4 separate regions of the Mus musculus genome follow, and all the other regions are linked to region 3. Evidence: chromatin loops called from intact Hi-C (ENCODE). Cell type or tissue: heart. All regions are shown on one strand. Region 1 has its middle 12 kb from the start of Micalcl. Region 2 overlaps Mical2 (microtubule associated monooxygenase, calponin and LIM domain containing 2). Region 3 holds the start of Mical2 (microtubule associated monooxygenase, calponin and LIM domain containing 2). Region 4 overlaps Mical2 (microtubule associated monooxygenase, calponin and LIM domain containing 2).

The links. Hi-C counts contacts between places; a loop is a spot of excess contacts. Peaks named below come from ENCODE experiments on the same cell type or tissue, not always from the same donor. Only the 100,000 strongest peaks of a DNase experiment are listed, where the experiment ranks them.
Region 1: a loop joins it to region 3, with 1.9 times the contacts of the local background. A loop is called at or near these places in 6 of 42 quality-filtered maps.
Region 2: a loop joins it to region 3, with 2.1 times the contacts of the local background. A loop is called at or near these places in 5 of 42 quality-filtered maps.
Region 4: it touches region 3 in a loop (2.5-fold over the local background); 7 of 42 quality-filtered maps call a loop at or near these places.

The regions. Positions count from the first base shown.
Region 1 is chr7:112,360,532-112,365,531 of GRCm38, reverse strand. No RefSeq gene overlaps it. Among named protein-coding and RNA genes, the nearest start is that of Micalcl, 12 kb to the left of the region's middle. In heart, no CTCF peak of the experiment used is centred here; a DNase peak (open chromatin) is centred at 2,551; H3K4me3 peaks cover 313 bases; H3K27ac peaks cover 4,766 bases.
Region 2 is chr7:112,297,534-112,302,533 of GRCm38, reverse strand. The region is part of intron 3 of Mical2 (microtubule associated monooxygenase, calponin and LIM domain containing 2); the gene reads right to left. Among named protein-coding and RNA genes, the nearest start is that of Mical2, 74 kb to the right of the region's middle. RefSeq lists an enhancer at 3,112-4,709. In heart, CTCF peaks have their summits at 1,267 (motif pointing right) and 2,891; DNase peaks (open chromatin) are centred at 2,523, 3,443 and 4,353; H3K27ac peaks cover 4,188 bases.
Region 3 is chr7:112,223,253-112,228,252 of GRCm38, reverse strand. It overlaps Mical2 (microtubule associated monooxygenase, calponin and LIM domain containing 2), which reads right to left and starts at 2,417. Exons shown (of 26, transcript NM_001193305.1): 1 at 2,232-2,417. In heart, no CTCF peak of the experiment used is centred here; DNase peaks (open chromatin) are centred at 1,552 and 2,452; H3K4me3 peaks cover 3,467 bases; H3K27ac peaks cover 5,000 bases.
Region 4 is chr7:112,278,525-112,283,524 of GRCm38, reverse strand. The region is part of intron 3 of Mical2 (microtubule associated monooxygenase, calponin and LIM domain containing 2); the gene reads right to left. Among named protein-coding and RNA genes, the nearest start is that of Mical2, 55 kb to the right of the region's middle. In heart, no CTCF peak of the experiment used is centred here; a DNase peak (open chromatin) is centred at 2,834; H3K27ac peaks cover 4,657 bases.

The DNA of each region.
Region 1 (5,000 bases), 140 kb before region 3:
TTTTTGGTGTCTCAATCACCATGTATCACCTCTTAGCATGGGAGGCCCTGGAGCCTGTGACAGGTGTCACTCATCTGCAGCCCTTAGTGCACCACAGTGGACTCCTGGGGGAAGACAGTAGAGCCTTGCCCTGCTCTGAGAAAACAGTGACTTATACAGCCTTATAGGATTTACTGTGCACCAACCAGTATTTGGCATGTGTCAATTGATTGAGTCTTAGAACTCCTTCAGAGGCAAACCACTATTACAGTCCCATTAACAGATGAGGAAAGAGGCTCTGAGGGTTCTGTTTGCTGGGAGTTCCCAGAGGAGAGAAGAGCAGATTCTAGATGCAGCCTGCCCCATCCCAGCTTGTTGCTGCTTCCATCCTTCAGCAATCTGGGCATACCTGCTGTCCTCACTGGTGACTAGGACACGTACAGCCAGCACGTCCTGCCTGACTGTATCCTCCCCAGGGCTGATCCTCACTGAAGTCCATTCAGACGGCCGAGGAGAGGTGGCTTCAGCCTCCACGTCTCTGGGGTTGGGCTCAGGGACACTCTTTGGCTTCTTGGGAGAGATGGGCTCATCTGCCAAGAGAATAGGGCCTATAGAGATAGCAGAATAGATGGTCCCTTTCAGGGCACTGGCTCCTCCAGGAGTCTGGGAAGGATGCTGGTCCTCTCAGATGTTCAAGGACAGACCTTCCCATCCTCTGTGCCATTGCTGAGAGCCATCTCTCAGCCCAGCAAATGCCCCAGTGCTTAGGGTACTCCTGATGTGTGTAAGGAATAAAAACACACACCTCCCCGTTTAATCTGGAGGGAGACGTTGAGATGCTCCCATGATCCATCACAGGCCCACAGCCTCTGGATTGCTTTTTCAAACTGCCTCTGCCAAGTTGTTGCTAAACTCAAGGGTGACATCGCCTTAAAAAATTGTTTCCACCAGACATGGTAGCACAAGCCTTTAATCCCAGCACTTGGGAGGCAGACACAAAGAATCTCTGTAAGTTTCTGAGGCCAGCCTGGTCTACAAGTGAGTTCCAGGCCAGCCAGAGCTACATAGTGAGATCCTGTCTCAAAACCAAAACCCAAACAAAAACAAACAAACAACCCCCCCCACCTCCCAAATGTTTCTCTCTGTCTGTGTGTGTGTGTGTGTGTGTGTGTGTGTGTGTGTGTGTGTGTGTGTGTGTGAGCATGTGTATGTGTGGCATTTATATGGGTATGTATAGATGGTTTTAGATATGTGTGGGTGCATATGCACGTGTGCATATGTGCATATGGAGGCCTGAGGTTGACATCTAGCCTCATTCGTGATGCTCTTCACCTTATTCATTAAGGCAGTAGATCATCATCAAACATAGAGTTCATAGATACGGCTCGTCTTGCTAGCCAGTGTACTCTGGAGGTCACCTGTCACCATCTTCTGGGGCTGTAAACACAGAGGGGCCACCAGTCTTACCTGGCATTTCTGTGGCTCTAAACTCAGGTCCTCCTGCTTACATGGCAAGCTCTTTAACCACGGAGTCATCTCTACAACCCTTCACCTATCATCCTATTGACCTTGTGACCCAGCTTGTCAAGTCCTTCCAGAAAAGGACCCTCTCAGCTCCCAGACAGCTCTGCCCAGCTTCTTGTTCCCTTGTGCCGGTCCTGTCTATACTCGGTCTCTGGTTTCACCTGCTCCTATGATTATCAATGACCCTAGACAGAGAGGACTCCCAGATGTGCATCTAAAGCCTTGCCACTTCCCCTGCATCTAGATGTGTGTCTCCTGTTTTTGACTTAACATCTTCCTGTGGGTGCCTAGCAGACACGGCACACGCAACAAGTCCGAAGTGAACCCTTTATCTTTGCTCTCCCCAAAACCTGCTCTACCCATCACTCTGCCCAGATCAGTCTGGAGCCTCCAGAAGCTAAGGTGGCTTAGGTTGGCACCATAATGGCATCTTTGATACCACCATCATCCTTCACAAAGCCCTCTACAAGTATGGATGAGCCTTCCTTCAAATATGCCAGGAATGGAGTCTAGGTGGTTAGGTTAGCACTATAATGGTATCCTCGATATCACCCTTTCTTTCATCTTTCACAAAGCCCTCTACCAGTGCTCATGGCTCCTCCTTCAAATGCACCAGGAAGGAACTCTTTGCTGCCATTTCCCTGGCTCCACCACATCTTGTCCAGATGATAAAAAAAATCATCTCCACCTGGACCCTCATCCGTCTCCTGCTGAGCCCTACCTTTCACATAAAAATGTAAGTTGGAGGATACCGTTCCTGCTCAAAATCCCCAAGAGCTCTCTCATTTTTTACTCTGCAGTTAAGAGGAAGCGTCCCATCTAACTTAGCTCCATGGCCTCTGTGCCCTTATCTCCTCACGTTGTCCCTTGGCTTGCTCTATTCCTGCTGTGTTACCACTGTTCCCTCGGGACTTCAGGGAGGCACCATCTCAGGCCCCCCATGTTGCCCTTGAGTCTGTTGTCCCTGACCTTGTGTTCAGTGCTTATCATGATGAATGCTATACCTCTACTTCACCGCTTGCCAGCTTTGGTCAGTTGTCACCTTCTCAGTGTTGAGCTGTTCTGCTAAATGTAGCTACACACTCAGCAGGCTCTGTTCCCCTTTATTACTCCTCATAGTGAATCTCGCCTTCTAACAAGCTGTTTAATTTCCTTTCTCCTTTATTGTCTCCTTCCAGGACTAGGATGTGGGCAGCGCTTTGTTTGCTGTTGAAATTATGCCTTGTAAAGTGGGTGCTCGTGAGAAGCCTGTGGAGTGGATGAGTGCATGAGCCCAGCTCCAGCCCGGCCAGTGGCTGGTTGGTGAGCCTTCTCCTGCCACAGGGAAGCAGCCATCCAATTTCCTCTCTAGAATTAAACCTCAGTTGAACTGGGTTCCCCCTCACTTCTCAGCCCCAGTATGGCTCACTGTTGTCTTCTTTCCCATGTTCCTGACTTTGCCTACTGGATTGGTTCTGTCTGTACTTAATATACAGACGGTTCTACCTCTAACCCATTCACTCGTCTCTCATTTCCAGCCAGTCTTGGAAGAGCTGGACAAGCTTTCTCTGACCCCCTATGAGTCTCCTACGATTCTGATGAGACGGTTACCTCTCCACCTTCCTGCTCCTAGAAAACTCCCTCGAGCCTGCTTACTGAATCGAGTGTATAGGACTCTTTTTCAGGTTCTCCCCTGGTCTTTGACTCCCACCCTCCTCTACTTTGAGAGACACATTCTTTCCCTGTCTCTCCGTTGTCCCATCTCAGTCCTTAAATGCTGTGTTCTTCATGCTTTCCCCAGGTCTCTCTTCTTTTTACTCTATACACTCTCTCTGGAAGAGGTATCTGCACCATAGCTGCATTTCTTGCCTGTAAAGACAAATCAAGAAGTTCTACACTTTCTATGAAGTTTTAAAATACAATGTGAGTACAGGCAGACCCAACCTGCTGGCTCTTTGTCTAATCCCTGGTGTATGTGCAAACTTACTTGTGTGCATGCACACCGATGCTTTTATACTAGTACAACTGTGAAGGGAGGTGTTTGGGGGGAATATAATTGGCTACTCTGCTAAAGATGATGGTGATAGTGGTGGTGGTGGTGATAGTGATGGTTATTGTGATGGTTATGGTGATGGTGGTGATAATAGTGGTGGTTTTGGTGGTAGTGATGGTGGTTTTGGTGGTAGTGATGGTGGTTATGGTGATGGCAGTTAAGGGTTGGGTGGCGGTTGTGATGGTGATAGTTATGGTGATGATGGTGGCAGTTTTGCTAATGTTTATAGTGATGATTGTAATTAGAGCAGTGGCAGCTTACTTTTATTGGGCTCCTAATATATGCCAGGAATAGTTTGAACACTGACTTGTACTAAGTCTGCTACACTTCTATAATTCTTCAAGCAAAACATTTTGTGACCCCCGTTTTCTTGCTGAGATAATGGAAACATGGAGAGGTTAAGACACCCACAGATGGCCACATGTTGCTAGGCTCTATGTCTGTGAATATGATAGAACCATTTGTTTGGTTGGACAGAGTCACACTCTGTCTTGGATTTTGTAGTCCTGAGAGTTGGCAGAACATACCTCTGCCCCAGGCATGTGATGCTTGTCTGCCTCAGACCAGTGGATAGCTGTGACCCAAGACTCTGCGTGGCCTTGCCAGATTGAGTTGTCACTCACATTCCTATTGAAAAAGCTTGTTTCTGATGGCTGCTGCCCTGTCAGCTTGGATTCTTGGTGGAAAGTACACAGAGGACAGACCTGGAGTCCATCCTTAGATATTCAGCTTACAGAGTCATCCAGCAACCCCCAGACACATGAAGAGAAAGCAGAAGAGGACACACACCACTGAGAGTTAGGAGATGTATTCAAGGTTCTGACTACTAGAGTGGCTTCTGGCTCAGGGCTTGAAGAAACTCCCCTGGGTACCACTCCCTATGCCCCATCATGGATAAAAGTTGAAAATGAAACATCTGTGGAGGGAACTAAAAGAATCAGGATACAATTGAGAACATGGAGCTCCAGCCAAAGAGCTCTGCAGAGGAAGGGCAAGGCAGGCAAGGAGACATGATGGTGCTGGACAAAGTGAAGGGCCAGCCTCACCAGCTCCCAGAAGCCAAGGTCACTGCTATGATATTAAGGGTTAGGGTGTCAGGAATAATATCCTGGTTCCTCTCCTGATCCCACCCCACTCTTCCACCATGTCTCAAACCTAACGGGAAGCTATTCAAGGCACCCCGGAGAATGTAGTGTGCAGGGGTTATACCTCTATAGCACAGGGCAGAGCATGGGATGATAGAGCACACAGGCTACCATAGACAGGCAAATGTCTGTCTATACTGCTGTGCAGCATGGCCTCCCCAGCCATAGTCCACAGGTGGACTATGATCAGTGACAGGAGATGAGGTACGAGGCATCAGCAGGATGACAGAGAGCTTGAGCAGGCAGTCCTTCAGTACATTATTGTGGGTGTTACAACTGCTCGGGGAGGAAGAGTTGTCCCTGGCACTGTTAGTCCTTAG
Region 2 (5,000 bases), 74 kb before region 3:
ATATACAAGGAATCAGAAAGTAGATGGAAAGGTCCCAACAGAAAAATGCAAAACCAAGCCCTCAGTAGTAAAGGCTCGAATTTGATGGGGCACGTGAATCAAGAGCTGGAAATTCAAGTCTCACATATTGCTTGTGCAAACAATTTCAGTCTGTTATAGCAATTCCTTTAACAGTTAAGCATGGAGGTACCATATTAGCCGACCGTCCCAATCCTAGGTACATACACTCAAGAGAATTGAAAACCTCTCCATGAACAGCAAGGGAAGGATTTTTTCATATCAGCCCCAAGCTGCAAACAACTCACGAGCCTATGAATCGATGGATAAGCAAGCCATGATATGTGTGTGATGTCATGGGTGCAAATACACGTTTGTCTGTGTGAGTGCAGGCATGTGTGTATGATTCAAGGTTGACATCAAGAGTCTTCCTTGATTGCCCCCCACATTATTCAAGTGACCCTGTGGTTTGCTGACACAGTCTAGCTTGCTATCTTGCTTTTGCTCTGGGGACCCCTGATCTCTACCTTCTGAACACTGGAATTACAGATGGGTTGCCACACCCAGCTGTCATTGATGTGGGTTTGGGGATCTAAACTCCAGAACAGGCAATCTGTAGAGTCAGAAAGATTAGTGGTGATAAAGCTAAGGGTGAGGTGGGGAATAGATTGGGAAGCTAGTGCTACTGGATATATAGGTAGGTCTTTGTTTTTGGAATTTTTGGAATTAGGCAGTGGTGATAGTTATCTACTTTAGTAGGATTAATTTTATAGTATGTTGATTATATTACATACAATAAAATAGTGAGGCCTTATCTAAAAGAAAAATGGCCTGGAGATGATTCAGCAGTTAAAAGCTTTGGCTGCTCCTCCTAGAGGACTCAAGTTCAATGTCCAGCACACACATGGTGCCTCACTGGTCCAGGGGTAACTCTAGTTCCAGAGGATTTAATACCCTCTTCTAGTCTCTATGGTCACTGCACATATGCAGTACACACATAGTATTAAACAAATGAAAACTTCAGGCACAGTGGTATATGAGTGCAGTCCCAGAACTCAGGCAGGAGGGTTGCAAATTCTAGGTAATGCTCAATAAACAAAAATTGTATGAGAAAAAGGTAATTAAAAAGAAGTGTGCCACACACTGGTATAAATGTTGGATTCTTGGGTTTTTTGATTTTGTTTTGTTTTTACAAAGTTTTAAATTGTATTATACATTTGAATGCCTTGCCTGCATGTATGTCTGTGCCATCAGGCACATGCCTGGTACTCATGGAGGCCAGAAGGGGGCACTAGAGCCCCTGGCTGGAGTTACAGATGGTTGAGAGGTACCCTGAGGGTGCTAGGAGTTGAACCTGGATCTTCCCAGAGAACACTCAGTGCTCCTAACCACTGAGCCAGCTCTCTAGCCCTGAATATTGGAGTCTTATTACTGAAAACTAGTGCTTGCTTCTAGAGACTCTCAGGCCATGGGGCAAATTTGAACTTTAAATAAGTAGAATGCCTTGTAGTTTGTTCTGTTTCATACACAAAAGGGGAAAAGCTAATTCTGCATGATAGGCTGTAAGGGACATCAGAGAAGGGGCTTTCCATGCCATAACCATCATCATCGACATCTATATCACCACCACCACCGTCATCATCATCAACATTGTTATCCACTGTAACCCACATTTGTGGAGCACCCACCAGGTTCATGTGTTTGACTTCTCCAATTCAGGAACTGAATTACTCCTACAAGAGAACCTTTACTCTGACCACTTCCCAAATGGGGAAATCAGGGCACAAAGCCACAAGGTAACTAACTGGTCCATGGGGTCAGAACGAAAGGGATGAAGCCAGGATCTAAAGCTTGATGCTCTCCCTCCCAAGCCTACTGTGCGGTGCTGCTTCTGGTTTGGTAGAATAAAAAGAAAACCAACTGTCTCGGCTGATGGAGCCCATTCAGAGAGAAAGAGGGGTGGAAGGGGAGGGAAAGAGGAGAGCTAGTCTGCACCCAGATGCTGAGGGTCTTAAAAGCACTGGTCTTGTTGGCACTGGGGCCATGGGTAAAGAAGAGTCAGGAATTTGTACAAGGTCCATGCCAAGTTGCTGCATGTTGAAGAAGATCCTGTGCTCTTTCAGGGAGGACATGGTCTGTTAGGACAGAAGAAGGGGACACATGGTGACCTAGATAGGCACATAAACATCTAATTTTGTGCATAGTCTCCGTGTTGCCTAAGACCTGAAAACATGGCAGTAGTCCAGCAGAGGCAGGAGCTCACAGGTGAGGGTGTGGGTGGGTGAGTGGGGGTGGGGGATGGGCGGGTAGGTATAGACGAATAGGTGAAACTGTTCACCTAGGCAACAATGGAGGAGACCATCACCCGCTCCTCACTCACTGTCGGATGTTGCTGAGACATCTGGAAACGTCCCTCTACTTGGGATTAAATGTTATCTTAAAAACACATCCCCCTGCTTGAACAAACACTCCATCCTCTGGCCGTCTCACTCCCCTAGGCTGCCAAGGTCCCAGAGGAAGACTCGATCAAGCGTATCAGAAGCTCCCACACTGCAATCAGTATAGTTTACTGGCTGGAACCGTTCAAAGAGTTTGTAGACACCCAGTTAGAGGAAATGAAGTCACTGCTGAGATTTGACTCACCCCCAGAGATTTTGGAGAGTACATGGGGGTGGGGTGGGGGTGGGGGCGGCAGAGCTGGCTTCCTCTCTGGACATGCCTGGAGACAACCAGCTTCCTCAGCCCAAATCCACACTTTATCTCACCCTCCACAGTGCTTCTTGCTCCACATAGCCAGACAATGACGGTCATTTCAGAGCCTGCTCCAAACCCCACGCTTGTGAGGTTTGCTTTGGGGCGAAGTCTGGACCCGTTACATGTCTATGCAGTTACTGCATGTTTCCTGTTGGTGAGCTCTGTCACTCCACGGACAAGGCTGGGCCAGCCAGAGCATGTAGGGTGAAGAAGGGCAGGAAGGGGACAGAGGCCTTCTGCAGTTTTTGTTCACCAGGCCTGACCCATCTCCGGTCTCCACACAAGGCAGGAAACCTCCTCTCCTCCAGCCAGGGGCTGTTGTACATAGAGAGTGCAAATATTAGCCAGGTCTCACATCCAGCCCTCTTGGTGACACCTGGTTTTCCATCAGTGAATGTTTGGCTTTCCCATCATCCTAAGCTCTGTTACATATTTTGGGCCTGAATCTCAGAGATACCAATCATACCATAATCTTAATCAAAGCAAATGCCAGTGGGCTTAGTTATATCAGGGGAGAAAATCCAGGCTGGCACAAGGGCCTGTTGGCTGGGGTTGTGGAGGCAGGACAGTTCCCTCTTGGACTATGCTAGTTATGATCAGAATGGGCCTTGGCATTCTGACAAGGGGTCAAATACTGTGTAGCCGTGTGTCTGAGCAGAGGAGCAGTCCTGGCTTCCAGGGATGCCCATGGCCAGTGGAGGCTCTGGACAGGCGTGGCTCAGCAGACTGAATGCAGAGGCAAAGGACTCTCCCCTTTCCACAGACCCAGCCAGCAACTACCACTGAGAACAGACTTTCAATAAATAGAGCTTTTGGTTAAAACTCAGCCTCAGTCAGTAACGTGTTCCCTGCACAAGCAGGAGAACCTATGCTGAGTGAGAGAACCCAGGCTAAAAAGCAAAACAAAACAAAACAAAAACAAAAACAGGGAGAGCAAGACCAATCTGTGTTTGGTGGTGCACACCTATCGCCTAGCTCTGGAGAGGTAGAGACAGGAGGACCCCTGGGGCTCACTGACTCCTTGGCCTAGTTAAGACGGCGAGGCTCAGGCCAGGGTTAACGTTTGCAGATTCCCACCCGGACAGTAGGAGCAGGGGTCTGTCTGCCAAGGTCACCTACATCATGGATGTCAGTATTATCTATGCACTGGGGTGACTGAATTATTGCACACTGGGGAGTGGGCAGATCTACCACCAGCAGGAAAGAGACCCTATCTCAATAGACAAGGAAATATCTCCTGAAGAGTAACATTCAAGGTTGTCCTCTGGCTTACACACACATATAAGCAAACATGTACACATACCACGACCCCATGAACACACACAGCCCAAAGGCCTTCCTAAATTAGACTGCATACTTTTCTCTTATGGTCCCACTGGCTCACTCATTACTGCTGCCCCAGAACAAAGCTCCCATGTTATCGTTGGCTGGGTCTCAAGAGCTGCCCCATCCGCTGTGTTATCTGTGTGCCTGGAACGCATCCACTGCCTGGTACGCACAGGAGGCCCAACACGTAGCTGATGGATGAATGAGCTTCCCACCCACTCAACGCCAACTCAGTTCTGGCTTTCTGACCATGAGAGGGATGTTGGGTGCATGCCAGCTGGGGTTAACGTTTGCAGCTTCCCACCCAGACAGAAGGAGCAGGGGGCTGCCAAGGCCACCTACATCATGGACGGCGGTATTATCTGTGCTCTTGGGCCATGTGAATTATTGCTCATTGGGGAGCAAGCAGATCTACCACCAGCAGGAAATCCACTGTAAAGATAATCTTAGAAGAGTTCAGACCTGCACATTCTCGACAAGAGACAAACACCACATGGAAAAACAGACTATTTATCAAGGAGCAGGAGGGGGACAACAGCTAGTATACCTAGCCAAGACATAAATGCTAGTAGGGTGTGAGTGGAGGCTACATAGATCTCTTGCTCTACATAGATCTCTACCTCAGAGGGGCCCTGAAAGCATGACTCTTTAAAATTCATATACATACATACATACATACACACATATATTAAACATATGTGTGTGCGTGTGTATATGTGTGTGTGTGTGTGTGTGTGTGTGTGTGTGTGTGAGTGTGTGTGTATGCTTTGCCTGCAAGTGCCTATGAAGGTTGTTGGATCTTTGGGAACTGGAGTTACAGATAGTTGTGGCCTGCCATGTGGGTGCTGGAAACTGAACCCAGATCCTTTGTGGGAGCAGCCAGTGCTCTTAATGATTGAGCAATCTCTCCAACTCCACCTGCC
Region 3 (5,000 bases):
TGTTCTATAAACCAGAATGGCCTCAGACTCACAGAGATCCTTCTGCCTCTGTCTCCCAAGTACTGAGATTAAAGGTGTGCACCACTACTGCCCTGTTGGTTTTGGTTTTTGAGACCACTGTAGCTGACCTAGAACTCATTAGATATACCGGTGTGGCCCCAAACTTTCAGCAATCCTCCTGCTTCTGCCTCCTCCAGGCCGACGTTACCACATATCCACTCCTAGAAGCTGGAATCATCATGAGACTCTAGAGTCTGCTGGGACCAGTAGCAATCTCTCTGTGACTCACTTCTCTCACCCATAAAATGGGTGTGGCCCCAACTACTACAGAGGGCTAATGTGGAGGTGCTCATGAGGTAAAGAATGAGCAGTCTCGGGACACTCTTTCGGGCTCTTTAAAGGAGAAGGGACTATTAGCACTCCACAGACTTGGGTTAGCCATGTTCAATCCAGGCTGGGTTGGCCCAACCAAGACCTCATCCAGGAAGGCAGAACCTCTACCATTCAGCAGTGGAGAGTGAGCAGAGTCAGGCCCATGCCTGGAAGGCAAACCCAGATAGAGATGAGGACGTGGTGGAGAGAAACCACTACCTTCCCATCACAGGATGGGAGGATCGGGGCTGTTCTCTGCAGCTCCTAGGAATGGGGCTGTTGAAACTGTAGGTTACCATCACCCAGCAAACAAAAGAAGCCAAAGCCTGCCCCACCCCACTGCAGAAAGAACAACCCTGAAGTTCCTAAGGGTCAAAATTATTTCAATGAATTCAGTTCAAGATCACTGGAAAAGCCAGGCCCACAGAGGTAAAGCCAATGGGAGGAGACTTTCCTCCAAGGCAGCATCACAGTCAGTCCCTCTCATCACAAAGAACTCAGCCAGAGCCCCTCTGCAGGGGACTACACAGTGAGGAGCAGCTCGCAGCGCATCCCGGCTTCCTGCGGTCCGGCCAAGCACCTTGTGCTTTGCGGTCCCCAGAATCTCTCAAAGGCCAGGGGCTCCAGACACATGCGCCCAGAGCTCCTTCCCACTGCCACAGGACAACTGGTGGGAAGCAGGCACAGAGTCAGGACTGCTTTCCGGATCCCTAAAACAGAGAGGACACAACACAAGCTTTTGGGGGAGAAACTACTGGGATCCAACCTGTGCCCTCTTCCTTGTGCCTGAAGAAGGCAGCACTGATCACCTTTGAAACCCCTGGGACATGAACAGGGGCTATCCTGGTGTCCCACGCTTTAGGTCCACTGCCCCCACCCCCACCCCTCGCGGAGATTGCTGGCACGCAGAGGACACAGGTACCTGAGAACTCAGGAGGCAAATGCGGAAGGCCAATTGACCTCCAGCTTTCTTCTCTCCGGGTCTATCCATAAGGGCTACTGACTTTATCCTCCCACTAAACCACCTAAGACATAGTGGACAGCGAAAGGCCTTGCAAACGAGAGCTCTTTCCGCTTTAGAAACCCAGGCCCAGAATAAACAATGTGGAAGGAGACAGGAGAGTACTCTGGTTTCAACACGCCTCTTCCCGGTCCAGTACAGGCCCTTCCCAGCTCCGCCGGTGAGGGTGAGGCTAAGACTGAGGCTGGCCTGGGATAAATTAACCCCGCCCTCTCCGAACAGCTGCAGCAGGCAGAGGCTGCAAGGGAGACCCCAGCCCAGGGCCAGCTAGCCACTGACAGAGCAGGACACGAGGGTAGGATGCTCCTGGGCAGGGACAAGCACAGGCTGTCAGGGGTCCCAAGCTAGAGGGAACAGCAGCGCAGGACCCTCGGAGCGTCGCCACCGGCCAAGCAACCAGCCCGAGTTCCAGCCCGCCGCTGGCCAGGCCACTGACATTTGGCCCAACTTCCTGTTATCAAGGAGGGAGGAGAAGAAAGGAAGCAGAAAAATATAATAATAAAATAAAAATAAGCAAGGCGCTCTGTTAGAGGATGGGAAAGGTACGGGAGCCTAGATCGCACAGAGCAAAGTTTGGGGACGTTCCCCTGAACGATGACAGGCGACCCTGCTGCTGAAGGGCGCCTACTATGCGCGTGTGTTGGGTTTTCTGAGGTTAGAATGACAGTTTTGATTGGTGAAGAGCCCACGGCGCACCCCGCAGGTGGGTCTGAGATCCCGGACGGAACTGCCGCACCTGACCCTCCGGGGCGTCCAGTAGGGCGCGGAGTCCAGCCGGGACTGGCACAGTCCCCACCCGCTCCCGCACACCCCGGAGCCTTCTCCCACTCCGTCTTACCCAAGGTCTCGCGGGCCTCCAGGCCTCAGGTCAACACCTGCCTTTCTTGTCCTCTGTCTGAGGGCGCAGAAATCCGGGACCCAGCGGGCCGCCTGCCGAGCCCGGAGCTAGCGAGGCGGCCCGGCGCAGGCTGAGCCGGCCGGGTGCCTGCGGTTCTGTGAGCCGCGGAGGATCCGATTGGGACACGCCTCCATCGAGGTTCGGCCAATGACAGGGCCTCCGAAGGCGAGGCTCCACCCCATGCTTGAGACGCGCGACCAATGGTCATGCAGCGCGGAACCCACCCCAGCGCCCTCCCAGTTAGTACCAGGCTGGGGGTTGCTGTCACCATTGCAGCTTCGGACGCACGTGGGCTGAAGCCCTGCCCTAGCCGCTCCCACCCTGGCCACAGGTCGAAGACCCAGCCCTGGGCTGCTATGAGACGAACACCCGGCCTTGGTGTTCTGGTGTCCAGGGAGAGGGGAAAGCTGGGCCTCCCGAAGCTTTGCCTAGGCAGCTGGAAAGACAGCCTCACTGTCCCTTCTGGACTGGAGGGAACAGCAAAGGACTTCTAGGACTGCCTGGCCTTCTTGGGCCCTCATTTCTTGCTTTTCTGCATGCAATCTTCCTTGCTTGGGTCTTCTCTTGAACTGGCCTTGCTTGGGCTAAAGCTGTGGGAAATGGGGTAGTGACACAGACCAATCGCACTGACTGGGTCGCTCGCACTTTCTCTTTCTTGGCTGTCGAATGGCTAACCCCTGTTTCTGATCGCTTTCATGAATGACCATGCCTCTCACAGTTTCAGCGAAAATTCTGAATGAATGGTTCGGGCTCGAAGTCCTGAGAAATTCATACGGACACTGCGACAGCAGTGAAAATAGGATTCAAGTGGACTGACTCACCCCTGGGGCCCGCAGCCCATCATTCAGCTTGGCCCAATGCAGAGTCCATAAATGTTCTTGAAACTGAGCTGACCCAGCGGGAGGAAAGCAGGCAGGCTTGGGCGGCGAAGGCAAACAGTACCATGACTCCAGGCTGCTGGAATTCCCCGGGTACCACCCTCTGGAGAGCATGCCCCTTGGCCAGGCAAGTGCAGGCAGCAATTCCTCCACCCCCAAACCTGGGGCCCGTCTTTTTCTATACTCTTTGCGTTTCCATCATCCAGGCCTTGGGGTTTCTCAGAGTTTGCCTCTCAGCGTCCTTAGGATTCACTCCACTTCTGTGGATGCGTTTTTATACCTGGTACTCAACCCCACTCAGTCTGCAAAACTCATCACTGACTCTAAGAGGGACAGTACTTGACTCTGGTGGGACTCTAACCATGTCACCACCAATCAATGAACACCTTCCATGCATCATCTCATTTAAACCCAGACCTAGAGATTGATCTTTTCAATATCCTCATCCCCTTTCACAGATGGGGGAACTGAGATCTGTAATACAGAGTCATTTACCAAGACCGTGTGCATATTAACGTGTCTGTATTTAAACGGGGAACTGATTCCAAGTCAACATACACAACCGTGAAGTGAGGCCTCTATAGCCATTCCTGGGCCTCCGAGAACCCTGGACTTGTAAGATCTCTAGAAGAACTGCCAATTGATCTGAGCACACTATAGAGCTCACATCTGGCTGCTGTCAGGGAAAGGCGACCTGAATGACCTGGCCCTGCCTTTTTAAGTTATTACTTAATTAGGAAATTGCATGACCTCTGTCCACAGCTTGGCTTCAGTGGGCAAGGCTCATAGCTACTTGGCTGAGCCCAGGCAGTGTGGAGATAGAGATGGAGGAGAAGCATTCATTCATTTAACCAGCTGTCACTCTGGAGCAGGTGCCCAGGTGACTGAATATAGGTGGCTGTGGGGGAGGCATAGTCCACGTTATTCTCTAGTCAGCCTCATGGTCTGACACAGCACAACATTCTGTCTTCAGATCAAAACAAGCCTGACGTGCTCAGGAGCACTGTGAGCCAACTAAGCAATGATAGCACTGCTCAGAACAGAGAGTTCTCCAGACAAGATTTCAGGGTGTACTCTAGGCTGGTCTCCATCACTGTGTACTCCACGATGACCTCAAATCTCAACAATTATCTGCCTCATCCTCCCAAATGTGGAGATTACGTGCATGTACCATAGGTCTGGGCTAGGACAGAAGTTCTGGCCGCTCAAAAGTAAGGTTTTACAATACTTCCCAGCATCCTTTGTACCTCTCTTGTGCCGTCCACCAAGTTTTTATCTCATGGAGCTCTTGCTAGGTAGGTGTGGTGGGCTGAGTTGTAACTCTGAAATAGAGCAAGCCTGGCCATTGAGGAGGCTGACTATGTAAAGGAATTATGTAAGGCTTGTGGCTTTTTGAAAGACTGGGGATAGGGGTGTCAAAACTCAAAACTCAGAGCTGTCAGTATAGGATGACCAGCTGGATCGGGGAGACATATAACTTTGCTTCAAAGAAAGCATTATATTGTGTTAGGGAGAAATAGGATGTGGCTCCTTTCTTAAGAGATGAATGAATGATGCAGCAGCCCCACTCTCTGCATTTAACATTAGTCACTTCCCCATCCTGCTTTTCTAGGATACAGCTTGAGGAGGTTGCCTGGGAGATACAGATGGCTACTTAGCATCAGAGGGAGGGAGAGAAGGAAGACCCAGATTCAGCCCTAAAAATATCCTCATCTCCAACCGAAACAGTAGCCTGCGCAATTCCAAAGCAGCCCCAGCCGGTGGCCCTGTCATTATCAGCATCCACCTGACCACTTCCAAGGATGCTGCAGAGAGAGACCAGGACTGCCTT
Region 4 (5,000 bases), 55 kb before region 3:
GCCCCAGAGCTGCATCTGACCCCCTTCTGCTGCCCTATGAAGGCTGGTGTAGGTTGCTTTGTTTGCTTTTTGAAACCCACTTCTTAAAAGCACCGAGGAACTCTTTGCCACTTCTGAGGTTTCTAGGAATGGTGCAGACCCCAGTTAATCTCATAAAACAATGCCATTCCTTTGGCTGGATGAATGGCTTCCACCACCCCGAGTCACGGGAAAGAGAACTCTCACAGCAGATGGGGCCAGAAAGCCCAACCAAGACAGCTGGACCAACTAACTAGCTCCGGGCCCCCACTGCTGAGTACCTACAGTGTGCCGAGGAGGTATCTGGTGTGTGGAGAAGGTACAATATCTCAAAGGTTCTGCGGCATTTTGAAAACAAAGCCAGAGTCACAGGCTGGGCTTGGGGCTGGTTCTCAATTGAAGCTGTTTATGGGAAGTACAATACAGTAGCATGGTGCTGTGTGGGTTTCCTCCGGAACCCTGAGATTCTCCTCTTTTTTACTTTATTTATGGGCTGGGGCATCATTGTCTTGGGCAGTGGAAGAGTACAGTGGTCCAGTACTCTGCCTGCGGATGGAGGAATCTTTCCCCCTGTTTTGTTCTTTTGCTCAAGCAAGAGAGGGCCATGTTTCTTGTGGGTGGGCACAGGCCAGAGACCCCATGAGCTAGAACCAAATACCCAGGTAAGAGTGCAAGCTAGAGTGCTCCCTCCACTTGAGGCACTGAGGCCACAGCCTTTCCACCTATGAAATGCTTGCATAACACATGACGGGATGCTGGGAGCTCCCTGTTCAGTCCCAACCAGAACATCAGACAACATCCAGAACAGCTTAGACCAGGAAGGATACAAACCAAGATGAACAATCATGGAGAAAGACTACTCCAGATCAGCCAACAGGGAGGACATTTCTTGATTGTTCCCTCTAGTATTAAACGATTGGAATAGGCTTTATTTAGACAGTGACTGCTTATTGCTAGCATCTGTGACAGTGCAGTCTCCATCCATCCATTTTCCAGGAGTCTATCTGCCATTCACCCATCCATCCATCTATCTACCTATTTTCTCATCCATCCTTTCCCACATATCTACCTAGCCAACGACCCATCTGACCACCCATCTATTTGTCCATCCTTACATCCATCTGCCCATCCATCTATCCAGCCGTTAATCATCCACCTGACCATCATCCAAGGAATTATTGTCCTTGTTGAATAAATTTAATGATTACTTTAAGACAAACAAACAATCAAACACCTGTAGAAATTGGGAATTTAGGCAGAGCAGTTGGGGAGACTTACCCTGGCATTCAAACCTTTCAGAACATGAGATCTTTGCTTCTTCTCCTGAGATACAGACTCCCCTAGATCCAGTACTCCAGGGGTTGTGAGCACATAACATCCACTGACAAGGAATTCAAAACTGTAGAGCCCAGGAAAGCGAGTTGCCTCTGCTGTTATTCACATCTAAGAAAAACTTCCCCAGTGCTCTCACCCAGCAGGCTGAGCAATGGACCCCTACTCACTATTATGTCTGCGGAAACACAGAAAGGCCCAGTGTAAGGCTTGGGTGAATGCAATGTTGGGAATCTATGGCGCCTATCAGGAAAGCCCAGACATTTCCTTCACAAATGCCAGTTCTAGCTAGACATCTCCTGAGAGATGACACTATGGAACACCCTAGAGCCAGGCATCCTAAAGAAAGGGAGCCTGGTCTCCTCAGGTGACTCTCTGAACTGGAACCTTATTAAAGAGGCAGTGCTGCTACCTCTGTAGGGATGTCCTGTGCAGGGGGTTACATGTGCATCCTGCCCAGAGACAGACACCTCCCCTTAGCTTCTAGCAGAGAAGTAATCACAAGGGAACCCTCATCCAGCAAGGGGGACGGGGCACACAGAAGTGAACCCTGCTGCACCACAACGAAGACAAACATCATAATTGTAGCTCCCATTGGGCACTGTTCCTAGACACTTAAATATATTAACTCTTCCCGGCTTCCCAGATATCTGTAAGGTGGGTACTATTATCAAGCTCATTTTACAATAAAACGAACGTATGAACGAAAAGCCTGGGACCATAGCAGGATATGAACCCAGGCTTCTATGACCCCGTAGACCTTGCTCTCAGCCATGGCTCCACAGCCACTCTAATACTTCATTGCAGACTCTGGAGCATCGCAGTCAGTCTATTCAATGAAGCTCTGAGCACGCCTTCCTCTCTGTGCTCTCTCACCTCAGTAGCATCTTGCCCACGAGATTTAATACTGAACACACAGTCAATGTTTCTTGTCTTGGCTCTATCTCAGAAACATTGGCTTCTTCACATCTTATGATTTCGTAAGCTTCAGAGGACCACATGGGAGGTGAGAGACTGGGCTGGAATAGGGAGAGGACAGATAGGCCAGCAGGCAGACACCTAGGATGCCGAGACCCCGGGCATCATTTTTAAGGAACAGCTACCGGCCAACTGGAGCATGCGTGCTCACAGACTCTGGAAGTCAAGTTGAACTAGAACATGCTCCAAAGCCAAGACAGTTTCAGAAGGGGGAAAAATCCTCGTAGGTGTCATCTGAGCCCAGTGACCACAACGCCTTTTTTGATTAGAGGATTAATTAAGAAAAATAAAAAACAGACTCAGGATATGGTTTTCTAACAGCATGGAGCCCTGGCCCCACCCGTGGACTCTCAGCACCCTGTACAAAAAAAGCACTCCATCATTTTAGCACCTTTCCTCAAGACAATAGGCTACATTTTTCCACCTAAGAATTGTTGGCCTGAACCCACAGATGGAGAGTCAGCGAGTGTGGCTGTGGCTGGACACAGACCCTGAGGACAAAGATTAATAGCTTTCCCAGGCCTGCTATCTGCAGGTCCAGATGCTGAACAGAAGGGCTGGGTTGGAATGCATTGTCTTGAAGACTTTCTTCCAGGCACTATGGGAGCAGAGGACCAACGGTGCACATTCTTGATCTGGCAGGAGTGGATAGTTGGGGGGTCAGGGCAGCCTCAGAGTCTACTCTCACTGCTGCTGTAGGGAAGGGGAACTGGCTGTCCATGAAGGCCTTCCCTAGTAACCAACTGGCTGAGGTGACCTTTGTGCTATAAAGGGCCATCTATCAGTAGCACACAGGTGGTGTGGCTGAGATGTTCCCTGAGAAGTGACAAACCTGCAAAGGACACAGAGTATGTACTAGGGAGAAGAAAGGGGACAGAGACCAGAAACTACATGTGATGGTTACAGTACAATCCTAAACAAAACATTTATACTTCTCCATCTAAGGCTCAAGGAACATTGCAGAGGTGGGTGGGGGGCAGGAAATACGTAAGATGATAGGGTTAGCTGTGAAGTAATATTCTCCAGACACAAACAGAATTATCACTAATCACAATAACTAAGGCTACCTACACTCAGACCATATAAGACACCCTGCAAGAATAAGTCAAAGCAGTGGGAGGCTCACAGGGTCCCACTCTTTACTGCTGAGCTACTGGCTAATAATTCTGAGAGACCTGGGAGAGGAAATCACTGCCTTTAGTTGTAGTCCCACTTCTGAACCTACCTGACTACAGGAGATAGCTTCAAACTCACACTCAAACAGACTGTACTGAAACCCATGGCTGACAAAACAAATATACAAATATGAAGATTATCAAGAGATTTTTGTGGGGGTTAGGGAGGAAGGACTAAGAGGTGGGCAGCTGAGAGTAGTAAAGCATGCTTTGTGCACATGCGGGAAATTGTATAAAATAAATTCAATTAACAATCAGTAAAGTAGATAAAAAACAAAAAACAGAAGGGGTAGTAAACCTCCCAGTACTTTCTCTCCTTGGATTAAATAAACAGTTGTCCTCTAGAGAGAGTCCTTAGAATAATGTCTTTCCTCTACAGAATTCCAGGGATGGGCCTGAGGGAATAGGTTCCACCACCCGTGTGTGTGTGTGTGTGTGTGTGTGTGTGTGTGTGTGTGTGTGCGTGTGTGTGACATTTAAAGTTATTTCAACAACCTAGAGATTACTTAGAGGTTAAGAACATTTGCTGTTTTCCCAGAGGACTCAAGTTCAGTTTCCAGCATCCACATGGCAGATCACAAACACCTGTAACTCCAGTTCCATGGGACTCCTCCACATAAAATAAAGTGTCTCCGTCATCCCACCATTTCCTTGCACTGCTCGTTTGGCTCACATCATAGCTCTTGCAGGCAGCACTGGCCTAGAGGCTGTCTACTGATCCTTTAGTGGCCACCTCTGCCCTGAATTCCTGCTTTAAAAACATGAGCCTTTTCTTTTGGTCCCCATGGCTGTTTGTGGCTGCGTACAGTAACTCAGAGCTGAACACAATCCTCGCTGACTCAGCAACGGAGAACAACTTAAAGGCTGAGCCTGATGGACTTCCGTGTAGCTTGCCCCACAGAATTCCTTGCAATGGAAAATAACCATCCCCAAGGCCGGCCTTCCTTCCTTCCTTCCTTCCTTCCTTCCTTCCTTCCTTCCTTCCAAACTTTTATTGATTCTTTGTGAATTTCATATCACACACCCCAATCCCACTCATCTCCCCATGCCTCCATATCCACCCTCTGCCCTTGTAATGACCCCCCCCCACACACACACACACAAAGCAAACAAACAAAAACGCTCATTGAGGAAGCTATGCTGTGTCACAGTGTGTCACACAGTATACATGATTGCTCAAACAGCTTTTCTTGCAGATGTCCATTATAATGAGTCATTGGTCTGGTTCGAAGCTTCTGGCTTCTTCTATACTGTCAATACTGGATCTTCAATGGGACTTCTCTCCGATAAACAACTACTACAACGACTACAAAAAGAGTCTCAAAAAGCAGGACAAACAGAAGCCAGGCAGCTCTTTCTATGTGGGTAGCTTTCAACCTTCTGTCAGTTCTTGCCTCCTGCCCTACCCAGACATCCGTTTATTTGGATAATCTGGCCAGAGACTCCCTAGGGCTTTCTACAACCCTGGGTGGGCCAGAGACTGCAACAAGTTTGTTT